Linked DNA regions of Homo sapiens: region 2 is linked to region 1. A link is a loop called in an ENCODE intact Hi-C map of the cell type or tissue named here. Cell type or tissue: natural killer cell. All regions are shown on one strand. Links, peaks and the distances in the headings refer to the core of each region. The heading gives the core; the rest is flanking DNA. Region 1 has its middle 52 kb from the start of IFNG-AS1. Region 2 has its middle 39 kb from the start of IFNG.

Region 1 (8,914 bases), core at 427-8,426:
TTTGTATTTTTAGTAGGGATGGGGTTTCACTATGTTGGCCAGACTGATCTCAAACTCCTGACCTCGTGATCCACCCGCCTTGGCCTCCCAAAGTGCTAGGATTATAGGCATGAGCCACTGTGCCCAGCCAGATTTTAATTACTGTCACGAGACAAAGCTTAGCAGGAGAGGACAGCTGGAAACATGACAAGGAAACTACAGGTTACAACAGATTTTTTAACTCAGCCAAGCACAGTCGTGGTAGGACCTAGCTGCTACAAAGAAGACATGTTTTTGACAATATTCATGTGTATGGGCAAAAATCTCAAGGACTGTAGTTGTGACCAATTGTACAACAGTTTATTTTAGTTTCTGTTCTGTAGAAAGTGTAAACCATGCCTATAAAGGGTTTTAATGTCAATTTTTCTTTGCACCCATGCTGTTGACTGCTCAATGTAATAGTCTGATCATGATGCTAATTAGATGTGTCCTTTAAAAAACAATATGATGTGTTGTAGTACATTGGTTGGCTGACATTAATGAAAAGACCTACCTATTAACATTGATAACTAAATCTGGACTTCTCTCTATAAAGCTACCCAATTGGGTCCCACTGGCTGAACTTTATATGCTTCAGTGGTGTCTTAACAAAAGACTGCCTCTAAATTAGACTAAGTGTCTTAGAACCCTGTGGTCTAGAGAAATGAAGTGAAATGTAATAGCTGGGAGAAACAGGGCATTATACATCTTGAAAGAACTATCTTTCAAGATAAACTAGCACCCCACTCTAGCCCAGCTTCATGGCTGACTCTCAGAGCATCATATTTTCCACTGATGGGCTGAAGATTCATAAATGTAGTAAACCACTGAAAACAATTGCTTCATAAGACTTCTTTAGAAAATTCCTTATGGTACTACATCTACAATGTAGAGGGCTTGTCTTCAGCTCCCTCAACATCTCAAATTTTTTGACACATTCAGTACATGCCTGTTATGTCTTTAATCCCAGAACACATGTATTTTCCCCTTCCAGATGATTTCTTTGCAGATTTCACAATGGAGAAGAGCTGTCACAGGTGGAAGTAATCATGCTGTCACAAAGATATTACTTTTTTCTTCCAGTGCTGGAAGGCAGTCAGGAACAAGCCATGCATTAGTTTAAGAGCCATGAGATGTATAACTCCAGTTTTTTAAAGCTCATAGTAGAAAATGAAGAGGGGGCAATGGCATAGCAGGTGAATGCATTTGGGGTGTGTTACAGACCAAGCAAGAATCAATCACTTATGTCTGTCAGACCAGATGGATCTGGAAACAGTTTAATCCTCAGGGCCAATGTGATATGTTGTGATATGTGATATGTCACAATAATATGTTTTCCCCGCAGGTTTCAAGCCTGTTTAAAAAAATGTTTTTAAACTTGAAAGGAAGACAAGTGACCAATATTATAAGGTTAATGCAGAAAATAATGGTCATAGTATTTAATAAACTTCAATTTATCAAATAAACCTGTATGTCAGTCTTTCTGGCTTTAGGCCTGTTTGCATCAGAATTATCCTGGAGGATTCTTAAAACAACAAAAATAAGCACACAAACATCTATTTAATCATAAGGGAATTTTCACCTAAAATAATCTCCCCCTGTGATGTAGATTCACACTGGAGTTGAGTATAATAATTTTGCTCTCATCAAAAATAATCGGAAAGAGAGGAGCTTTGGGATATGTCATTTTGATCTAAGAAAACGTATTGGCTTTCTTGCTGCTTCTTTGGATTCTTTTTTGCATATCATCTGGCAAGTGAGCAGGTGCACAGCTCTGATAAGCAGGAAGGAACCCCCGACCCCACCACCACTGCCTCAGAGCAAATACTCAATAAATGGTCACCTCATTTCCACCCCCCTCCCTACTCCCACCCACCAGGCAAGAAAGCTTAAACCTAGTAAAATCTCTGAGTGCTCAACATGGAATGGAAAACCCAGAAGAGCAAGGTTGGAAATTGTAGCTGGGAAGTCTCAAGTTCTCTGGTTCCTCCTGGAAGAGGGCATGAAGGTGGCTTTGTGTAAATATGGGCATATTGATTTTTATTTGATGAGCCATAGAAAACTAGATAGTCCAGAAATAAATAAAGGAACTGGGAATGTTGGAATCCACAAATATTGACCATCAGTTTGGGATTGGCAGCTTCTCTCCTTCCCATCTTTATTACAAGTTATAGCGCCGTTACCTTAGATGCACACATGCTTTACAATAATGTTTTTGAAGCCAAGCCCTAGAGATTTCTCAAATATGCTTCCTATGTCTTTCTAGAGGCCCAAGCACACACCTCCCTCATTTATTGCCTCCTATTCAACTTGCGCAGCTTTTATGTGGTTTACATATAAAGCTTCTGTTTAAGATTGTGTTGTCTGGGCGCGGTGGCTCCTGCCTGTAATCCCAGCACTTTGGAAGGCCGAGGCGGGCAGATCACGAGGTCAGGAGATCGAGACCATCCTGGCTAACACAGTGAAACCCCGTATCAACTAAAAACATAAAAAATTAGCCGGGCGCGGTGGCGGGCGCCTGTAGTCCCAGCTACTCCGGAGGCTAAGGCAGGAGAATGGCGTGAACCCGGGAGGCGGAGCTTGCAGTGAGCCGAGATAGCGCCACTGCACTCCGGCCTGGGCGAAAGAGCGAGACTCCGTCTCAAAAAAAAGATTGTGTTTACAGGGTTCCACTGCACATCTCATCCAGGTTTTGAAAAATATTTAGATTTTAGGAGTTGCATTCTACTCTAAGTAACAACTCCAAACCTGCACCATATTTATTGGGTGACTTTAGGCCACAGTACCATTTTGTACAGTAAGGTATCTTCTTATGAAACAGAGAAGATATGCTTACTTCCTTACAGGATAAATAATGTGATGCTGAATAAGATAAACCTAAAGTTACTAAGAGACAAACACTGTATATTAAGTGTTATAACCACACATCAGAAGACCATTTTAGACTGTGGTTTCAGGGTGCTAGAATATTCGAACCCTGTTTGCTTAGCTGACTAATCTAACTTTTTGGTAAGACTGGTTATATTTTTTTCTGTATAGAGAAGAGGTGATGAGAGAAAGTATTCTTTAGTTTATTCATTCACAATTTTTTAAAAAGGTCACTCTGGTTACCGCATGGAGAGCAGAACTGGTGGGGAATCTGTTCATGCCTGGGGAGGCCATTTAGGCACCTGCTGCCGTCATCAAGGCAAAAGATAAATACCTAAGTTTAAAAGCAAATTTATTTTTACAAGGTATAGATGTAAACAAGTCTCATATGCATGCCCAATAGATCTACTTTGTCCTACCAAAGGAGAAGGAGGATAATGCAGATATAAACTCTAGAACAAGACTGCCTTGGTTCAAATTCCAGCTTTGTCATTGTAGGACCTTGCCTAGACAAATTACTTAATTTTTTAATCTCTGTTGTCTCATCTTTAAAAGGAGGCTAATAGTAGTATCTGCCTTATAGGATTGTCAAGAATAAAGGAGTAAGTATATATGAAGTGTTTAGAATAGTTCCTTCCAGTCAATCAATGGTAACTTTTTTTTTTTCCCCCAAGCATAAAGGATCTAAATGGGGCAATGTGGCTAATGGCCCCTAGAGGGCAGCAGAGGAATAAGAACAGAGTGGACGACAGGTTCAGAGAAAGATGTCCTGTCTGATGGAAAAACGGGGAGAAGGGCACTGTGAATCATACAAAATGGAGACTGAGCTCAGGGCCATTTATAGCCTGCTTTGGGGACGTTTTCTAATAGTTCAAATCACTTTGTAGACAAAAATCAAGGACTGGAATAAGTGTAGTAATGAGAAGGATCCAGTCATGCATCTGAGAGCATACGTCCAATAAACCTCACTCAAAAGCTAGCAAGAAAATCTTGACTGTTGGCAGGAAGCATAGCTGATACTGAGGGCTGGGGCCTGGGTGCCTTTCCACTTGGCCCTTTCCATGCGACCTGGGCTTCCTCACAGCATGGTAGCTGGGTTACAGCATGAGTGTCCCAGTGAAATCAGGCAGCAGTGGGATCACGTTTTAATGACTCAGAAAAGACATGTATCACTTCTGCCATATTTTAATAGTTAAAAGTCTAACAAAAGCCCTCTTAGTTCCAAGGGGATAGGACACAGACTCCAACTCTTGATGAGGGAGTAGCAAGTTTCTGGAAAACTATATTAACAGGAAATACTGTAGTCATTTCCATAAAATACAATCGGTCACAAAGTGCTTTCCTAGAAGTTCATACTGGATTCTTTCTGCCTCATTTTCACATACAAAGCATCAGCAAATCCTGACAGACTGGGCTGCAAAATACATCCCAAACCTGATCTGATCTCACCATCTCCACTGCTCCCACCCTCGTCCAACCCAACATGTTTCTCTACCTGGATCACAGCAAAGTCTACTGAGAGGTTCCTCATCTCCAATTTAAAACCCCATAATCTACTATTTATAGGGCAGCCAGTGAGAACTTTGAAAAAATGTAAGTCTAAGCCTATCATCACTGCTCATCTTAGAACTATCCAATGGCTTTCAATTATGCTTAGAATAAAAGCTAAACTCCTAATGGTGGCCCACAAGAACCTCCATATTTTGGCCCTATTTATCTGTCTCATTTCATCTTCAGGCTTCTTTCCACCACACTCTGACCTTCTTCCTCTCACTTTAGCTCCTGGGTATGTTTTCAACTCAGGCACCTCTGATCCCAAATCTCTTCATATTACACTGTTCCATGATTCAAATCTGCTTGAACCTTCCCAGACCACTCAATATAAATGAGCATCAGTCCCATCACCGTCTATTCCTTAACCCTCCTTTATTTTCCTTAATGTACTTATCACTGTCTGAACTTACACTGTGTATGCATTTGAGTCCTTGTTCATAGTCTGCGTCTCCCTCTAGAATATTAACACTTTATGGGCAGGGCTTTGTTTACTGCTTTATTAACAGTGCTTAGGTCCACTCAATAGTTAAGTTGAATATTGAATAAAGAATAAAAGAAGAAACAAAACAAACAGTATAGCCTTTCAAATCAGTGGTGGTGTAAACGAAGATCTATTATCACTGTCATGAAAACATGTTTGTGTTCTTTACTAGATCTGGGCTATCCTTTCTTAGTGTCCTGTGGTTTCATGGACTAGTTTAGGAATGGTTGGTTGTTTCTAATGTGTAGCACTTAAGAAACTTTCAGCTTGAGCCTAAGTGTTTCCAGTGCTGAGGTTCAGTCATGTCTGGGCATGTTTGGTGAGGTGGTGGTGACAGGCCTCAAATAATTCAATTCTAATGAAATATTTGGCTTTAAGTGGATGAGGAGGAAAGGTACTGTGGCTTTGGCGTGGGTGTAGTTGGGGGTAGGTATAGAGGAGAGGAAGAGAACCCGAGGACAGCGATGTTCAAGTGAACATGTTATCACTCGTCTGGGCTTCTCAACACAATTGAACACACTTCCTATATTTGGAGAATTCCCCACCTCCTCTGCAGCCAGTACACTGGTCTGTGACACAGACCCAGACAATCACGTGCACCTCAGCAAGTTTTCTAATCACAAGCATGTATTGCAAAGAAACAAGTGCCACCTAGAGCCCACTCTGGTGAGAATGGCAGCTGGTGAATTCAGTTACTAGAGGGAGGGATGGCTAAGGTCACACCACGAGCTAGTACCAGCAGGAGTCTGTGCCTGGTGGAGTCAGCAGTTATTCCCACCTGGTCTGTTCTTTACTGTGACTCTGAGAATTGGTGCTGGCTGGGAAGCCTCCCAGCCTGCTTTCCGGCCTCCTGGGAAATCTTATATTCTTTAATAAATTCCTTTTCTGCTACTACTAGATTTTAATTGGTGACAACTGAGAACTCTGACAGAAAAAGATGGGGTGTTTAATTCCAGTCTACTTCACTGATTAGGCCTGACACCTAGGGAGAAAAGATGTAGAAGCCAAAATGTCAGGAATTATTTTAATAAGCAATTTTGTAAGACTTGGAGTTTGAACAGCGGTACTTTGCTCCCCAGGCAACAAAGTTCTGCATCAAGCTGGAAAATGAACACTTGCCCACTTTTCCCTGAAATACAGCAGGGTCCTGGCTCCATGGAAGCTCTGGTGAAATCGTCTTCAAACATCTTTTAGAAGGCTGAATACTTTTCCATTGAGATACACAGGACCCTTTATAAAACAGATGAAAATGGACTGCTTTGGTCAACGTGACACTTGGAGCCCCTAAAGCCAGGATGGCCTCATAAACCCCTCAGTGGTGAGGCTCAGTGGCAGTGCCTGGCTGCAGGCTCCCCAAGTCTGTGACACCCAGCAGGAGAGGGACAATCTCCTGAGACGACACCTGAGAGATGCATGCCAGGAAGGTAGCAGGTGCCATATGAGCAGATTTATCTCTGAGCATATGCCCTGATGGCTCCAAAAAGGCTGGTGGGGAGGCAACTTTGCAAGGACTTTGGGCTTTGTTTCAGGAATGAAGACAATTAACCACAGGATTTGAATATTCTGTAATTAATGTATTTTCTAACATAATCTAGTGAAGCCTGGGGAATTTTTAGTTGCATACCTCTTTACTCAACTATGTCTTAGCAGTGGTACATTATGCATATTCAAGTCATTGAAGTTGCCTAAACTTTAGTAAACTTGCTTATTCATTCTGTTGCTCATTAATTTCTCCCAGCCTTGTGGGAGAGCAACTAAAGTTAATCATCACTACCTCTCCACCTGGCTCTCCAAGGGTTGTCAGTGCCTATCCCCCACCCTTCATTCATCTCTCAACACCTCCCAGAGAGCTCCGGACATCTCTGGCATAATGTTCTGATCCAATATTTGCCTATTGGACTTCATGTCCTCACATCATTTTAGCTGCCTTTGTTAACCAAATTCCCGTAGGTATTTTATATATAAAAGGCATGAGCTTCAGGAGATGAGTGAGAATCTAATGCTTGATGATCTGTCATTGTCTCCCATCACCCCCAGATGGGACCATCTAGTTGCAGGAAAACAAGCTCAGGAGGCTGGGCGAAGTGGCTCACGCCTGTAATCCCAGCACTTTGGGAGGCCGAGGCTGGCGGATCACTTGAGGTCAGGAGCTCGAGACCAGCCTGGCCAACATGGTGAAACCCCGTCTCTACCAAAAATACAAAAATTAGCCAAGTGTGGTGGCAGGCATCTGTAATCCCAGCTACTTGGGAGGCTGAGGCAGGAGAATTGCTTGAATCTGGGAGGCAGGGGTTGCAGTGAGCCGAGATCGTGCCGCTGCACTCTGGCCTGAGTGACGGAGCGAGACTCCATCAAAAACAGAAAACAAACAAAAAAAAAACCAAGCTCAGGGCTGCCACTGATTCTACATTATAAGTTGCATAATTATTTCATTATATATTACAATGTAGTACTAGAATAAAGTACACAATTAATGTAATGCACTTGAATCATCCTAAAACCATCCCTACTGCACAGTCCATGGAAAAATTGTCTTCCAGAAAACCAGTCCCTGGCGCCAAAAAGGTTGGGGACCACTGAGTTAAAGAAGGCTGTAACCTAGACAAAGGCTGGAAATTAGACAAAGATGTGAGATCAGGCCAGGGTATACTATACTCTAAATGCAGACATTAAAAATGAAGCAGTTTGTACCTCGGCCAGGAAGACTTTTATATGATTCCTTCAGTAGTTGAAAGTGGTAAGCTGATGAGCCACATTTCAAAAGCAAATGGTCTGGGAGACACTTAAAGAAGTGAGTGTGAGGACAGCACTAGAACTCTTACGGCTCCCCACTGCCTTATCACCAAGTCCAAACTCTATATCAAGGCATGATCCAGCTCCTGCCTACTGCTTCAACATTCCTTTAAAAATAAAATATCCCAATTATCCTGATTTGATCATTATGCATGATATGAATGTATCAAAATAGCAAATGTACCCTTCCAAATATGTACATCTATTATGTATCAATAATAAAATGTTTCTTACACATAACCAGGCACTAGCCACAAAAAATAATAATAATAATAATAATGCGGTTTCTCGACTGCAGCAGGCTCATTACTCATTCTTGTGTTTCCATAATTTGTATTCTTAATTCGTAAAGACCTTTTCTACTATTTCTTCTCCTGGAGAACTCCTGCTTTTCAAAATTGGGATGCTCAAACATCCCAATGTCTCTCCTCCCTAAGGTCTCCGTCTGACTGGATTAGGTGCTGCTGGTCTGCACCTCTAAGCACCCTTCCTGTGATTTCCCCATCATCATGTTGGTGAGACAGCACGGTAGCTATCAGTAGCTTGATTGTTTCTCCTTTAATTGTAAGATTCTTTTATTATTATTATTATTATTATTATTATACTTTAAGTTCCAGGGTACATGTGCACAAAGTGCAGGTTTGTTACATAGGTATACATGTGCCATGTTGGTTTGCTGCACCCATCAACTCATCATTTATATTAGGTGTTTCTCCTAATGCTATCCCTTCCCCAGCCCCCCACCCACCAATAGGCCTGGTGTGTAATGTTCCCTGCCCTGTGTCCAAGTGATCTCATTGTTCAATTTCCACCTATGAGTGAGAACATGTGGCGTTTGGTTTTCTGTCCTTGTGATAGTTTGCTTAGAATAATGGTTTCCAACTTCATCCATGTCCCTGCAAAGGACACGAACTCATCCTTTTTTATGGTTGCATAGTATTCCGTGGTATATTTGTGCCACATTTTCTTAATCCAGTCTATCATTGATGGACATTTGGGTTGGTTCCAAGTCTTTGCTATTGTGAATAGTGCCACAATAAACACGTGTGCATGTGTCTTTATAGCAGCATGATTTATAATCCTTAGGGTATATACCCAATAATGGGATGGCTGGGTCAAATGGTATTTCTAGTTCTAGATCCCTGAGGAATCACCACACTGTCTTCCACAATGGTTGAGCTAGTTTACAGTCCCACCAAA
Region 2 (8,914 bases), core at 388-8,387, 79 kb after region 1:
GCCTTTGGCAAGTTGTAATAGTTTTTGCTGCTGGAGGGTCTTGCCTAGATGTTGATGGCTACTAGCTGATCAGGATGGTGGTTGTGGAAGGTTGGGGTGGCTATGGCAATTTGTTGAAATAAGACAACAATGTGCTTTGCTGTATTGATTGACTCTTCCTTTCATAAAAGATTTCTCTGTGGCATGCAACACTGCTTGATAGCATATTACCCACGGTAGAACTTCTTTCAAAATTGGAGCCAATCCTCTCAAATCCTGCCACTGCTCTATCAACTAAGTTTATGTAATATTCTAAATCCTTTGCCATCATTTCAACAGTGTTCACAGCATCTTCACCAAGAGTAGATTTCATCTCAAGAAATCACCTTCTCTGTTCATCTCTAAGAAGCAACTCCTCACATACTCAAATTTTATCAGGAGGTTGCAGCAATTCACTTGCAGCTTCAGGCTCCACTTCTGCTTCTTTTGCTATTTCCACCACATGTGCAGTTACTTTCTCCACTAAAGTCTTGAATCCCTTAAAGTCATCCACGAGGGTTGGAATTAACTTCTTCCAAACTCCTATTAATGTTTATATTTTAAACTCCTCTCATGAATCATGAAAGTTCTTAATAGCAGCCAGAATTGTGAATTTTTTCCGGGTGATTCTCAGTTCACTTTTCCCAGATCTATTCATGGAATCACTATCTATGGCAGCTATAGGCTTTTAAAATTTATTTCTTAAATAATACAACCTGAAAGTTGAAATTACTCCTTGATCCATGGGCTGCAGAATAAAGCCTAACACAGAAGGCATGAGCTCTTGGGTGACTAGGTGCATTGTCAATGAGAAGTGACATTTTGAAAGAAATATTTTTTTCTGAGCTGTAGGTCTCCACAGTTGGCTTAAAATATTCAGTAAACCATGCTGTAAACAGATGTGCTGTTATCCAGGCTTTGTTGTTCCATTAACAGAGCACAGGCAGAGTAGATTTAACTGATGTTAAATTCTTAAGGACTTTAAGATTTTGGGAAGGATATATAAGCATGGGTTTCCACTTAAAGTCACAGCCACATTAGCCCCCCTAACAAGAGAGTCAATCTGTCCTTTAAAGCTTTGAAACCAGGACTTGACTTCTCCTCTCTGGCTATGAAACTCCTAGATGGCATATTCTTCCAATATAAGGCTATTTCATCTGCATTTAAAATCCATTGTTTAGTGTAGCCACCTTCAACATTGAACTTAGCTACATCTTTTGCATAACTTGCTGCAACCTCTCCATCAGTACATGCAGCTTCACCTTGCACATTTGTGTTATAGAGACAGCTTCTTTCCTTAAATTTCATGAACCGACTTCTGCTTCCTTCAAACATTTCTTCTGTAGCTTCTTCACCTCTCTTAGCCTTCACAGAATTGAAGAGATTTAGGATTTTGCTCTGGTTTAGGCTTTAGCTTAAGAGAATGTTGTGGCTGGTTTGGTCTTCTATCCAGGCTACTGAAACTTTCTTCATAGCAGCAATAAGATAGTTTTACTTTCTTGTCACTAATGTGTTCATTGATGTCACACTTTTAATTTCCTTCAAGAACTTTTCCTTTGCATTCACCACTTGGCTAACTGTTTGGTGCAAGAGGACTGGCTTTCAGACCATCTCGGCTTTGGACATGCCTTTCTCACTAAGCTTAATCATTTCTAGCTTTTGATTTAAAGTGAGAAAACATGTGACTCTTCCTTTCACTTGAACACTTACGGGACATTGTAGGGTGATTAATTGTCCTGCTTTCAATATTGTTGTGTCCCAGAGAATAGGGAGGCTCAAGAAGAGGGAGAAAAACAGGGAACACCTGGTTGGTGGAGCAGTTAGAACACACACAACATTTATCGATTAAGATCTCTGTCTTACAGGGGCACAGATCTCGGCGCCCCAAAACAATTACAATAGTGACATCAAAGATCACTGATCACAGATCACCACAACACATATAATAATAATGAAAAGGTTTGAAACATTATGAGAATTATCAAAATGTGGCACAGAGATACAAAGTGAGCATATGCTGTTGGAAAAACAGAGCCAATAGACCAGGTGGATATAAGGGGTTACCACAAACCTTCAATTAGTAAAAACCACAATATCTGCAAAACACAGGAAAGCGAAGCGCAATAAAACAAAGTATGCCTATACTTACGTGGTTGGCCTCAGTTGTATTACGGGGAATTATGGAAGGGCCTGTGCTACATACAGTTCAGACAAGCTGGAAAACAGGAGGGCAGAGGTCTATTTTCTGAGATCAAGCAGAGGGTATGAGAGTGGTCTCTGGAAGGTGGCAGGGATGATCACAGCAGCCCAGCCCCGAAGGTCATGACAGCGCAGAGGAAGACAGAGACCTGGGGAGTGGAGGAGGGAGGAACAGTGAAACCTGACACTGAGAGCTCTCAGAATACTGAGAGAGCAGTTGAGGTAGGGGGTTCCAGTTTTTAGCATTTGGGCAAGAAAAGGAGGGGAGTACACAATTTCGTAATTTAGGCAATTACAAAATAAATAAATAAATGTCTCTATTCTGTAGTCATGCTGATGAGGCCTGAGACATATGGGTCAAAGCCCTCTGTCTCTAACTGCCCCATCCCTCAGATTGCCAAGAGCAATAGGCTTCTGGAAAAAGATTCAAATGACCTTAAGATAGGGTCAACAAAAGTTGTTACAGATGATTAAATGTATGTCTGAAACACTGATTTATGCCATTGGAGTAATTAACTTACCCTCAGGTATCCCCCCTTCTTAACCATGAAGAGTTCTCAATGGCCCCAGGACCCTGACTTAGGCTATGACTTAAGGGATCCCTGGGTGTTTCCAGAAGCTAGGCCCAGCCCAGCCCAGAGTGTCCCACCCAGACCTGCCTCTTGCCTGCTGGAGAAAGAAGGGTTGTTTGACATATCCCTGAACAGAGATCAGCCACCTGAAAGAATTAAAAAGACTTAAGAATCCATCACGTGTAAAAAGATCGTCGCACCATCTTCCTACACCTAATCACAATTGAGTGCACATTTTCAGATTAAATGGACAAACGCTTGACTTCTATTTCATATATATCCATATACAAAAAAAATCAGAAAGTGGTATAGAAATTGTATTTACTGAACATTAAGCACAACCCATTTATTTCTATTTAAATAGCACCAAAACCTCAGTAACATTTAACAGGTTAACAATATAGACTTGAGTCATATTGAGTCTGACATTGAGTCAGACCTAGATTTATATCATGCTCTGCCACAGATACTCTGGTATCTTTAAGCTAATTACATATCCCCAAGCCTCAGCTGTCCCCAACTGCAAGATGGCCATGATGACAGATGAGAACAGATAACTCAGAGTGTGGCTATGAGAACTAAATGATTTAACGCCTGTAAAACATTTAGAAAAATGCCTAGCATGTGGTAAGTGCTCATTAAACATAGCTATATTTAAATATTTCTAAAATATTGCCAAATCCAGATGCTAATGACTAGGGCATCCTAAAAGACAGATTTAGAAAGGAAATTGCTGTCTATATTCTGAACAGTACAGTAACTGTGTTTTGACTTTGTCATTTGCCACTTCCATCCAGTGCTTTTCTGGTAGCATGCTGGAAAATGAACCACAGCACACTAACACCCACACCCCAGCAGCTCTCTAAATCAGTTGTTCTTAAATGAGTCAGCACACACCCAAGCATCTTGGTCACTAGTCGGATGTACACAGGCTGCAGGTTCCCAAACAGACTTCAGCTGCTGCTCTGAGTAAACATTTTCTGGCAGCACACCAAGGGGGCGGGTGGGGACACAGGTAGGCATCTTCTCGGGTCTAGGTTCAGATTTCATATTGAACTCAAAATGAGCTGATGAGTTCAAGGTCCCTGTTTCTGCTAAAAATAAGCCTACACAGCAAGGGTGTTGCACTAAACAGTTTGCCCAAGCTGCCTGGAGGAAGCATCTTCTGCCCACATTGCGCCTTGGTGTAACCAACATTCAGAGTCCCACAGTTTCATGACCACCAACTTCACACAATTAGCTGAGCTCTATGTAAAACTGTTTCTATCTGTTCCTACCTAGATTTTTCTCCTTGAGACATAACTCTTCTTTTTAAATTGTGAATGAAGATATCTGACGTGAGTGCTGGGAAAGTCATGGCAAAAGGCCTGGGTGGAAAATCAAAATGTCATCATTATATTCTTTGGGTTCATAACATCCGAGGAAATAGGTACCTTATACCTTGATCTTCTTAGAAGTGAAATAAAAATAGCCCATCTACCTCACAGGGATCACAATTTCATGGTCCTTTGTAAAACTTAAAAAAAAGGTGTTAAGTATAAAATCTCAATTAATGGAATACTCAGGCAAGAAAATACCCTGGTTTATGCATTTAAGTCTTTTTCTAGCCTTTTGTCAAAAGCTTTTCTAAAAATACAGTCACCCATTAACTAAGTACATTATGATGACAGTTTTTAGCTTTGAGGATTTGGAAGCTTGAAATCAATCAAGCACATTAAATAGTACATGTCTTTTGATTTGTGGTCAATTACTATTTCAAAATGCAATTCTTAACCTCTGGTCAGTTGCTTTCCAGTTAGGGTTTATATTTTAGCTAAGAAAGTTGTTGTTTCCCAGGAATGAAATTGAGCTCAATCTAGTTTTCCATGCACAAATTATAGTAACAGGAACACCGCCATCCCTAGTTTCTAAGGAAGAGAACCAGGCATCTTAAAAAGTAAGGTCCTAGGCAGGACTATAAAGCAAACAATGATGAAATTAGCTTTAGAATATGTTTGGAAAATTTGGCTTACACTAATAAGGTACTATTTGAAAGAGATAAATGTTAAAGGCCTGCATTAAAGGTTTTAAAAATAATCGATTATGTACATTTCAGATAGAAAGACCCTGGCTTGCCAAGGTTTAAAAAAAAGTCAGAAGATCTTAGATGACCACAAGCTGAAACTGAGCCACCAGCATATATAATATGATTGCTAAAAGCAGCACTTTCCTAGCAGTTCCACTGTAGTGCAACAGACTACCACATCTTAAAGAACATAGACAGATGAGATCTCTCTTCTTTCATTTCTTTACTCAGCCCACTGCTTTCTAAGTTCTGCCCCCACCCATCACCACCACCAACTCTGAAACTGTGACTGCCAAAGGTCACCAAGGACCACAGATTGGCAAATCAGTGGACTCATTTCTGGTCTAAGAACTTGCCATCTTTCAGCATCTGACATCGTTGACTATACACTCTTCCTTTGGCTTCTCTGATGCCACTCTCTTGGTTCCCCTAAACCCCTGGCTAGCCCTTTCCAGTCCCCTCTTATCTTCCTGACTCTCCATGTTACTGTGACTGAAGATCCAGTCCTTACCCCTCTTTGCTCACTCTCCGACACTACTTAGTGATCTTAACTGCTCCCATAACTTCAACTGCCACCTGCAGAAGAAGCCCCAGATCTTTCAGTCTAGTCTGGACCCATCCCTGAGCACCAAACCTATTCTCCCCAACTGTGCTTGGATCTTCTCACTTCTCCTGATCTTGCTTCTCCTCTTCTGCCTGCTTTTATACAGTGCTTTTATATTGCCAAATAACACCACTATCCATCCAGTGGCCTAAGCCAGAACTTCAGGACTTCTTCAATTCTCCCTATCCCTTAGCTGCTATACTGAATCAGTGACAAAAATTTGGCCTCCTTTGCTTATTTTCTATTCACTTCTTCTTCCCAATAGCTCACCTCACACTATAGTTTATCTAAGAGCAGGAAGAACCCCTGGTTCTTGTCCCTGGGGGTGTAGAAAGATTATCTGTTAGGCTGCCTGCCTCAAAGCACATCATCCAATGATTCTTCTGAAAAAGTTCAACTTTCTATATGCTACTATAAAAAAAAACTTTAATAAAAAACTATTTTTAAAGAATGTGAGGCTAATGCTGATAGGAAGTGAAAATAACTTCTTTTCCTTGATGTTAAGGCATCTTGTAGGAATGAACCAATATTAAGAACTTTTTCTCAATAACAAAAGAAGAATGACTATTATTTATTCTTCCAACAAATATTCATTGACTTTTCATTTTGTGCTAGGTGTTCTTATAAGTGCAGGCTGGCCAGGCTGAGGTGGGGTGGGTAATGGATGATAAGCAACTAAAGAAATGAGAACAGAAGCAGAGTATAACAGAGAGTGACTTGGATGCAGCATTGGATTGAATCATCAGGCAAGGTCTTGCTGAAAGGATGCCATGTAAACTGAGACCTGAATGATTAAAAAAAGAGAGAGAGACAGCCATGGGAAGGTCAGGAGGAAGAACATTCCATACCAGGAGAGCTGTTTGTGGTAAGGCCCTAAGTCAGCTGTTTTAAAGGGATAAATGTTAAAGACCTGCATTAAGTTTCTAAAAAAAAATCAATTACATATATTTAGGATAGAAAGACCTCAGTTTGCCTAGGTTTAAAAAAAAAAAAAAACTCAGAAGATCTTAGTTGACCACAAGCTAAAAATAAGTTCTGCCCGTTGAAAAAATGAAAAATAGTCATGCACGGTTAGTGCAGAGTGAGCAAGGGCTGCCATTGGGTCACATACATCCTATCTATTATCAATAAATTTCAAAATAATCCTACAAGAAACATTTCATTATTCCCACTTAGAAGCTAAGAAAATGAAAGTTAAGAGAGATTAGCTTCATATGACGAGGAATAAAAACCACATTTTTCTTTAGGTTTAGTTTATTCATCTATTTCTAGTTCCTTGCAGTGTAACATTAGGCTGTTTATTTGGGATCTTTCTTCTTTTTTAATGTAGATGTTTATTGCTTTAAACTTCCCTCTTGGAACTGTTTTTGCTGCATCCCATAAGTTTTGGTATGTTGTGCTTCCATTTTTATTTGTCTCCAGATTTTTAAAAAATGTCTCTTTTAATTTATTTGTTGATCCATTGGTTATTTAGAAACATGTTGTTTAATTTCCACATATTTGTAAATTTTCCAAAATTCCTCCTATTATTGATTTTTAGTTTCATACCATTGTTGTTGGAAAAGATACTTGATAAGATTTCAATCTTCTTAAATTCGTTAAGACTTGTTCTGTGGTCTAACATATGATCTATCCTGGGGAATGTTGAAGCAAATGTGTATTCTGCTGCTGTTGGATAAAATGTCATGTATATGTCTGTTAGTTCCATTTGGTATATCCAATGTTTCCTTATAGATATTCTGTCAAGATAATCTGTTCATTGTTGAAATCCCCTACTATTATTGTCTTGCAGTCAATCTCTTTCTTCAGGTCTATTAATATTGGCTTTATATATCTAGGAGCTCTGACATTAGGCACAAATATATTTACAATTATTATATCTTCTTGATGAATTAATCCCTTTATCATTAGATAATGAAGTTCTTTGTCACATTTCACAGTTTTTGACTTAAAGTCTATTTTTTTTTTGACATAACCATAGCTCTCCCTGCTCTTTTTTGGTTTCCATTTGCCTGGAATATTTTTGTTCATCCTTTCATTTTCAACATATGTTTGTCCTTTAAGGTGAAGTGAGTCTCTTGAAGGCAGCATATTATTATTTTTTCACCCATTCAGCCATTCTGTGTGTGTCTTTGGTTAGAGAATTTAATCCATTTATATTCAAGGTAATTATTGATAGGTAAGGACTTACTCCTGTCATTTTGTTAATTGTTTTCTGATTGCTTTGTAGATTCTTTGTTTCTTTCTTTCTCACTGGCTGTCTTCCTTTCTGATTAGATAATTCTTTCTAGTATGCTTTCATTCCTTAAAGTTTTATCTTTTGTTTATCTACTATACATTTTTGCTTTGTGGTTACCCTGAGGCTAACATAAAATATCTTATAGTTATAAAAGGTTATTTTAAGCTAACAACTTAACTTTGACCACATTAAAAAACTTAACACTATTGCTCCACCATGCCCCACATGTTTTGTTTTTTATGTCACAATTTACATCTTTTTTTATTGCGTATCCCTTAACAAAGTATTGTAGCTATTATTATTTTTAGTAGTTTCATCTCATCTTCATAGTATGAATATAAGTGATCTATCACTTATATTCATAGTATGAATATAAGTGATCTAATCTCAACCACCATTAGATTATTGAGTATTCTGAATTTCACTGCATCTTTATTTTACCAGTGAGTTTTATACTTTGATAAATTTTCATGTTAATAATTAATATTCTTCTATTTCAGCTTGAAGAACTCCCTGTAGCATTTCTTATAAGACAGGCCTGGTGGTGATCAAATTCCTCAGCTGACGTTAAGTCTGGGAAAGTCTTTCTTTCTCCTTCATTTCTAAAGGACAGCTTTACCAGGCAATATATTCTTAATTGACAGGTTTTTTTTTCCCCCCTGCAGCACATTGAATACATCATCCAACTTTCTCCTGGCCTGTAAGGTTCTGCTGAGAAATCTGCTTCTAGCCTTATTGAAACTTCCTTATATGTTATTTTCTTCATTTCTCTAGCTGCTTTCAGGATCCTCTCTTTGTCTTTGATTTTTTGTGGGTTTTTTTTTTTTTTTGCGGGGGAGGGGGTTGTTTGTTAGTTTCTCGGGTTTTGTGTTTATTTTTCCTTTTGTTTCTTTTTTGTTTATTTGTTTTGTTTTTTGAGACAGGGTTTAGCTCTGTCATCCAGGCTGGAGTGCAGGGGCACGATCTTGGCTCACCACAGCCTCAACCTCCCAGGCTCAAGTGACCCTGCCATCTCAACCCCCTGAGTAGCTGGGACTACAGGTGCATATCACCACACCTGGCTAATTTTCGTATTTTTATATTTTCATTTTTTGTAGAGACAGGGTCTTGCCATGTTGCCCAGGTTGGTCTCAAACTCCTAGGCTCAAGTGATTTGCCTGCCTTGGCATCCCAAAGTGCTGGGATTACAGGCATGAGCCACTGCACCTGGCCTTCTT

Evidence for each region. Hi-C counts contacts between places; a loop is a spot of excess contacts. Peaks named below come from ENCODE experiments on the same cell type or tissue, not always from the same donor. Only the 100,000 strongest peaks of a DNase experiment are listed, where the experiment ranks them.
Region 2: it touches region 1 in a loop (2.7-fold over the local background); 2 of 110 quality-filtered maps call a loop at or near these places.

What each region holds. Positions count from the first base shown.
Region 1 is chr12:68,037,039-68,045,952 of GRCh38, forward strand. No RefSeq gene overlaps it. Among named protein-coding and RNA genes, the nearest start is that of IFNG-AS1, 52 kb to the left of the region's middle. RefSeq lists an enhancer at 5,169-5,418. In natural killer cell, for the core only: CTCF peaks have their summits at 3,592 (motif pointing right) and 3,797; DNase peaks (open chromatin) are centred at 3,623 and 5,523.
Region 2 is chr12:68,116,192-68,125,105 of GRCh38, forward strand. No RefSeq gene overlaps it. Among named protein-coding and RNA genes, the nearest start is that of IFNG, 39 kb to the right of the region's middle. In natural killer cell, for the core only: no CTCF peak of the experiment used is centred there; DNase peaks (open chromatin) are centred at 3,820 and 3,940; H3K27ac peaks cover 4,652 bases.